2 separate regions of the Homo sapiens genome follow, and region 2 is linked to region 1. Evidence: chromatin loops called from intact Hi-C (ENCODE). Cell type or tissue: PC-9. All regions are shown on one strand.

What was found. A loop is a pair of places that touch in the nucleus more often than their neighbours do. Peaks named below come from ENCODE experiments on the same cell type or tissue, not always from the same donor. Only the 100,000 strongest peaks of a DNase experiment are listed, where the experiment ranks them.
Region 2: a loop joins it to region 1, with 9 times the contacts of the local background. A loop is called at or near these places in 3 of 110 quality-filtered maps.

Annotation. Positions count from the first base shown.
Region 1 is chr3:46,160,707-46,164,706 of GRCh38, reverse strand. LOC105377067 (a long non-coding RNA gene) reads right to left here and starts at 1,233. Exons shown (of 2, transcript XR_940805.3): 1 at 845-1,233. In PC-9, a CTCF peak has its summit at 1,520 (motif pointing right); DNase peaks (open chromatin) are centred at 876 and 1,316; H3K4me3 peaks cover 2,509 bases; H3K27ac peaks cover 2,922 bases.
Region 2 is chr3:46,359,876-46,363,875 of GRCh38, reverse strand. CCR2 (C-C motif chemokine receptor 2) reads right to left here. Exons shown (of 2, transcript NM_001123396.4): 2 at 2,936-4,000. Among named protein-coding and RNA genes, the nearest start is that of CCR2, 7.8 kb to the right of the region's middle. In PC-9, no CTCF peak of the experiment used is centred here; a DNase peak (open chromatin) is centred at 2,285; H3K27ac peaks cover 909 bases.

The sequences.
Region 1 (4,000 bases):
TAAAAAAGAACAAGATTATGTCCTTTGTAGGAACATGGATGGAACTGGAGGCCCTTATCCTCAGCAAACTAATGCAGGCGCAGAAAACCAAATACCACATGTTCTCACTTAGAAGCGGGAGCTAAATAATGAGAACACATGGACAGAAAGAGAGGAACAACAGACACTGGAGCCTATTCATGGGAGGAAGGTGGGAGAAGGGAGAGGTTCAGAAAAAAAATCAAACTATCAGGTACTATCCTTAGTACCCGGGTGACAAAATAATCTGTACACCAAACCCCCAAGTCACAAGTTTACCTATATAACAAACCTACACATGTATCCCTGCACCTAAAATAAAAGTTAAAATATTTATTTTAAAATTGGAAGTTGGGGCCACGATGGCCGATTAGAAGCAGCTACAGGGTGTGGCACTCACGGAGATGGACAAAAGGGGTGAGTAAATTCAGCACCTTCAACTAAAACATCCAGGTGCTCACATTAGGACTGATCAGAGAAACTGTTCAACCCACGGAGAATGTAGAAAAGCAGGGCAGGATGTCAGCCCACCCAGGAGCAACACAGACCCAAGGGAACCCCCACTCCCAGCCAAGAGAAGCCGTGAGTGAATGTGTGACCCAGGGAAACCATGCTTCTCCCACAGATTTTTGCAACCCTCAGATCAGGAGATCCCCCTCATGAACCCACTCCACCAGGGCCTTGGGTCTGACACACAGAGCTGTGTGGAGTCACAGCAGAGCAGCTGCTTAGGCATGCACAGAGGCCCAGGAGCTTTACATAATCTACTCTGGGATCTTTGGCAAACATGACTACAACTTAAGCAAGACAAGAGGTCCATACATACCCTTAGGAAGAGGGCTGAATCCAGGAAGCAGAGCAGCGTCAGTCTGTGGGCCCCACTTCCAAGGGACCTCACAGGATAAGATCAACTGGCTTGGAATTCCAGCCAGCCACCAGCAACAGGGTAGCACCTACTTGAGACAGGGTAGAGCTCCTGGGGGAGGGATGGGCTGCCACCTTTTTTGTTTGGATGACTCAGCCGTTCCAGCCTGTGGGCTTTGGAGGGTCCAAATGAACCAGACAAGAAAGGGATTCGCCCAGCACAACACAGCTGCTTTACCAAAATGTGGGCAGACTCCTTCTTTAAGTGGGACCCTGATCCACTCCTGCTCACTGGGCTGGACTTCCCATCCGGGGCCTCCAGCCACCCTCACCCATATTCTAAAGAGTTCTGATTTCTCCCTGGGACAGAGTGCCTGCGGGGAGGGGCAGGCCACCACCTGTGTTGTTTGGATGACTCAGCCATTCCAACCTGTGGGCTTTGGAGAGTACAAACTGACCAGACAAGAAAGGGATCTCCCAGCATACCACAGCTGGTTTACCAAATTGTGGCCAGACTGCTTCTTTAAGCGGGACCCTGATCCATTCCTCCTCACTGGGCAGGACCTCCCATCCAGGACCTTCAGCCACCCCAACTCATATCCTATGGCTGACAGAGTTCAAATTTCTCCCTAGGACAGAGTGACCACTAGGAGGGGCAGGCTGCCACCTTTGCTGTTTGGGTCACTCGGGTATTCCAGCCTGTGAGCTTTGGAGAGTCCAAACAGACTGGGGAGGAGGCAACACCCCAGCACAGTATGGCTGCTTTGCCAAGGCATGACCAGACTGCTTCTTTAAATGGAACCCTGACCCATTCCTCCTTGCTGGGCAGGACCTCCCAGCCAGGGTCTCTGGTCACCCCTACCAGTGTTCTATGGCTGACAATTTTCTGTTGTCTTCCTGGGACAGAGAGCTCAGCAGCAGGGGCTGGGGGTAGGGGGTTGAGGGCTACCACCTTTCCTGTTTGGGCATCTCAGCCTTGGAGAGCCCAAACTGATTGCACACTGAAGGGATTCCCCCAACAAAGTATAGCTGCTCTACCAAAACACAGCCAGACTACTTCTTTAAGCAGTTCCCTGATCCTGTTCCTCCTGACTGGGTAAGGCCTCCCAACTGGGGTCTGCAGCCACCTCCTACAGATCCATACCCCCCTGGGATGTAGCTCCCAGAGAAAGGGGCAGGCTGCCATTTTTGCTGTTTTGCAGCCTTCACTGGTGATACCTCTAGGTGCTGGAAAATCCAGAGTGACTAGGGTCCGGAGCAGATTCAGAACAAATTACAGCTGCCCTATGGAAAAGTGGCCAGACTGTTAAAAGAAAAATGAACAAACAAACAGAAACAAAAAACCCCACAGAAACTCTATCCAAAGGTCAGCAACTTCAAAGATCCAAGGTAGATAAGCCCACAAAGATGAGAAAGAATCAGGACAAAAACACTGAAAACTAAAAAAGCCAGAGGACCCTCTTTCCTCCAAATGACCACAGTACTTCTCCAACAAGGATTTGGAACTGGGCTGAGGACGACATTGCTGAAATGACAGAAGTAGGCTTCAGAATGTGGATAAAAACAAACTTCACTGAGCTAAAGAAGCACGTTGTAACCCCATGTAAGGAAGCTAAAAATCATGGTAAAACAATACAGGAGCTGACAGCCAAGATAACCAGTATAGAGAGGAACATAACAAACCTGGTAGAGCTGAAAAACATACTACAAGAACTTCACAATGCAATCACAAGTATTAAAAGCAGATTAGGCCAAGCAGAGGAAAGAATCTCAGAGCCTGAAGACTGACTTTCTGAAATAAGACAGCCAGGCAAGAATAGAGAAAAAAAGAGTGAAAAGGAATGAACAAAATCTCCAATAAATATGGGATTATGTAAAAAGAGACCGAATCTATGGTTGATTGAGATACCTGAAAGAGACAGAGAGAATGAAACTAATTTGGGAAACATATTTCAGGATATCATCCAGGGGAATTTCCCCAACCTAGATAGACAGGCCAACATTCAAATTCAGGAAACGCAGAGAACTCCATCTCCACAAGAAGATTATCCCCAAGACACAATCATAAAATTCTCCAAGGTCAAAATGAAAAAAAAAAAAAAAAAAAAAAAAAATGTTAAGGGCAGCCAGAGAGAAATGCCAGATCACCTACAAAGGGAAGCCCATCAGACTAACAGCAAACCTCTCAGTGGAAACCCTGTAAGCCAGAAGAGATTGGAGGCCAATATTCAACATTCTTAAAGAAAAGAAATTCCAACCCAGAATTTCATATGTGGCCAAACTAAGCTTCATAAGCAAAAGAGAAATAAGATTCTTTTCAGACAAGCAAATGCTGAGAGAATTCATTACCACCAGACCTGCCTTAAAAGAGCTCCTGAAGGAAGCACTAAACATGGAAAGGAAAAATTGTTACCAGCCACTGCAAAAACACACTGAAATACACAGACAGGTGACACTAGGAAGCAACCACATAAACCAGTCTGCAAAATAACCAGCTAGCATTATGATGACAGGATCAAATTCACATTTAACAATATTATCTTTAACCTTAAATGTAAATGGGCTAAATGCCCCAATTAAAAGACACAGAGTGGCGAACTGGATAAGGAATTGGTATGCTGTCTTTAAGAGACCCATCTCACATGCAAAGACATACATAGGCTCAGAATAAAGGGATGGAGAAAAATTTACCAAGCAAATGGAAAACACAAAAAGCCAGGGCTGAAGTCTAGTTTTTGACAAATTGACTTTAAACTAACAAAGATTTAAAAAGACAAAGAAGGGTATTACATAATGGTAAAGGGTTCAATTCAACAAAAACAGCTAACTGTCCTAAATAGATATGTACCCAACACAGGAGCACTCAGATTCATAAAGCAAGTTCTTAGAGACCTTGAAAGAGACTTAGATTCCCACACAATAACTGTGGGACACTTTAACACCCCACTGACAATATTAGACAGATCATTGAGACAGAAAATTAACAAAAGATATTCAGTACCTGAACTCAGCTATGGATCAAATGGACGTGATAAATATCTACAGAACCCTCCACCAAAAAACAACAGAATATATTATTGTCTCATCTCCACATGGCACTTACTCTAAAATTGATCAA
Region 2 (4,000 bases), 200 kb before region 1:
ATGTTGTGGCTGGTTGGATCTTTTCTCCAGACCACTCAAACTTTCTCCATATTAGCAATATGGCTGCTTTGTTTTCTCTTCATTTGCATGTTCCCTGGAGTAGAGCTTAAATATCCTTCAAGAACTTTTCCTGTGAAGTCGCAATTTGGCTAACTGGTGCAGAGGTGAGCTTTTGGCCTTGACTTTCAATATGTCCTCCTTACTAAGCTTAATCATTTCTAGATTTTGATTTAAAGTGAGAGACGTGGGACTTTTCCCTTCACTTGAACACTTAGAGGCCATTGTAGGGTTATTAATTGGCTTAATTTCAATATTATTGTGTCTTGGGCTGGGCACAGTGGCTCATGCCTGTAATCCCAGCCCTTTGGGAAGCTGAGGCAGGTGGATTGTTTGAGTCTAGGAGTTTAAGGCCAGCCTGGGCAACATGGCAAAACCCTGTCTCTCCTAAAAATACAAAAAAAAAATTAGCCGGGTGTGATGGTGCACACCTGTAGTCCCAGCTTGGGAGGCTGAAGTGGGAGAATCACCTGAGCCTGGGGAGGCAGAGGTTGCAGTGAGCTGAAATCACATCATTGCACTCCAGCCTGGGCAATCAGAGTGCGACTCTGCCTCAAAAAAAAAATATATATATATATATATATAATTGTTATAAATATATATATATATAATTGTTATATATACATTATTGTGTCTCAGGAACAGGCAGTCCATGGAGCAGTCAGAACACACACAACATTTATTGATTGTTTGCCATCTTACATGGGTGCACTTCATGGTGCCCCAAAACAACTACAATAGTGACATCAAAGATCACTGATCACAGATTACCATAACAGATATAGAAATAATGACAAAGTTTGAAATATTGGGAGAATTACCAAAATGTGACACAGAGATGTAAAACAAGCACATGCTGTTGGAAAAACAGCACCAATAGACTTGCTCGAGGCAGGGTTGCCACAAACCTTCAATTTGTAAACAACAACAACAACAACAAAAACAATATCTGTAAAGCACAATAAGACAAGGTATGTCTATATTTGCCCTTTTTCCTAACACTCCTCTCCCACTTCTCAATGCTAGTCCATGCCTAGAAGAGGGAGGTACAAGAATTCCCCACAAGGTAGACCACTAGGCACGTGCTGTGGAGGATGGAGCAGGAGGGGACATAGGGACAGAATGCACCCCCTCCTCTAGGCAGGGCCCTCCAGAATCCAGTCAACCCTAAGGCCCCATTGAAACAATGACTGGAGAGAAATGAAATAATTTCATATTGTGAGCTGATTACATTAGGATGTGTTATAAGGGATAGTATGAAATAAGATGTTAGTCCATGCCCTTACCCTTGCTTGCTGAGCTGCTGGGCCTGCAGAGCCTTTCAGGTGCTGGGAGGGAGAGGTTTTTCCCAGCATAACCCTCGGCTCACATCTCACTGTGGCTCCAGGCTGGGGCTGCCAAGGCCGGACCTTGCATTACAGGACTCTGTTTACACACACACACACACACACACACACACACACACACACACACACACAGAGTGCCGAAGTGGCAATGTCTGAAGAAATTTCCAGCCTCATTCCTCCCATGCCTGGAACCAATCTCTTCTCCTCAATTCATGCACTGTCTTCCAGAGGTCAGCTCACCAGCCCATACTCCTTCTGTCACAGTGTGGCCCCTCTGGGTGGCCCTTGGTGGTTTTTCCTGTGGGCTAATCTCACCTGAAGCCTTTTCAATTTGTCAGGGAAGTTTTCATAATGAGCAAAAACAAAAGAGGAAGGAAGGATGGGCTCTTGAAGGTTTACTTTCTGGAGGCTTCGGGGCCTCTTTGCAAAATGCTCCAACCTCCCCAGCTGCTGGGGATATCACAGATCAAGGGAGGTGGCATGGGGTGGGCTATGCCAAGACCCTTCCTTACCAAAAAGTCTTCAGACACTCATCCCTCAGAATGATGATGAGGGATCATCATCTTCCACCTGCTTAACTCGAACAGCCTACTCAAATGTCCCCAGAATAAACGAGACTTGAGGATTCCACTTTAGAAAGAGAGATGGTTGGCATTTTTTTTTTTTTTGAGATGGAGTCTGGCTCTGTTGCCCAGGCTGGAGTGCAGTGGCCCGATCTCGGCTCACTGCAAGCTCCGCCTCCTGGATTCATGCCATTCTCCTGCCTCAGCCTCCCGGATGGCTGGCAATTTTTAAATGGCAGTTTCTTTGGCAGCAATAAAATCCTGCTGTGGCTGTTATTCCTATGATGCAAGACTGTCATTGCATTAGTCACTCTGTCCTCCAGGCTCTCAGCACTTTTCACAGATGCCTCTGTTCCTGCTCTGCACAGCGCACTGTGACTGTGCACAGGACCTTCTCTACCCCTCCCACTCCACAGCTGGCCCTGGACTTGGAGGTGTAAAGGACACTGGCATTAACATCTGTCTTTCTGTTTCCAACCCAGTCTGGCATAGGTAGACCCTCCGGGATGCTTGTCATATTGAATTCCATGATTGAAAATAAATGGATAGTTTTCCAGATTCTATATATGAAGTCACTATATACCACATGTCTTAATCGGTTTTTGTGCTTCTTAACAAACAACCCCTAAAACTCAGTGGCTTATCACAGCAAACACAGACTTCTTGCTCATGTTATATGTGGCTGCAGCTCCCTGTGTCTTCTCATTCACCAGGGCGCACGGGCTGACGGGTGTGATCTGGAATGGGCCTTCCTGTGGCTGAGCAAGAGGCTCCGCTTGGATGAGGCAGATGTCACTTCTGCTCACATTCCAGCAGCAGAGCCAGTGGTGGAGGGCGTGGGGTGTGTGGCCTGTAGGGCGCACTGCAAGTCACACCACAAGGGCAGGTGTGTGTAATCACACAGGGGAAGAAGTGAAAAGTTGTGAACACAACACAATCTTCCACACCACAGTGTAAAAAAACAGCCAGTTGTTTTTAAATCTTTTATCAACATAGTTATAGCATTGATTTATTTTCCAAATCATAGTTGTTAAAAACAGTATTTACATTTCATCACCATCAACTTAACATTTTATGCATTCATTAGGATCATACAAATATATGAAGGTGAAAGTTCTGCTCTGTCCCCACTTCTTTCTGAAACCTTCTTTAGCCATGTGGCCTGAAAGTAGAGCCATAGTCCAGCTTGGGAGTCTAGTTCCCAAGTTGCCTGGTTCTAGAAGCCCAGTGTTTCTTGCTTGCATCAGATCAGAAACACACTGGGCAACATAAGAACATTCTTAACTTGGCTCGACTAAGAGGAAAGTCTTTGCTTACTTCAGGGAGCTTCTCCACCTTCCATTCTTTACCAATAGGGTTTAAAAGCTTTGATTAGAAGCCAACTTGATTTAGGAGTTCCCACTGGCAAAATAGGGAACAATATGAGCATCAAGGACATCTGCGAAGCACTGAAACACTCGAATGTGATTAAACGCATGACTTCATAATGATACAAAACAAAACACAAAAGGCTTTTGGCAGCAAGCCTGAGAGAATGGAGATCCAGCTGAGATGACAGCGATGGAGCGTATACTGTGATTCAAACGACATCATTACTTAGATGCTGCATGCACATAGGCTAATGTGCCCACAGATCACACACTTCCAACTCCTGCCAATCAACAACTATTGGGTTGACTCAGCAGTCTCCCAAACATACCACCTGCTCAAAATTCTTAAGCTCAAAGCTAGAATTATCTCTGTGACTAATACAGCATTTTCACGTTTGACATGATAGTAACTCAAACTAACTCTTTACCACATTTACAAGTTGCAGTTTTCAGCTTTAATTTTATTTTTACTATTTAAAAAAAGTCTGAACTCTATGCCTGTATTCAAAAATGAGGAACTGGAAGGTAGTTTGGAAAATACTGTTTTCCAACCCAGCTGGAGTCTCTCTCCTCTCAGCCTTCCTGCCTGGTAACGTAGACACCAAGATTCACACTGTGAATCACACATCTGTGAAGCCAGACGTGTGATTTCCAAAGCAGAGAT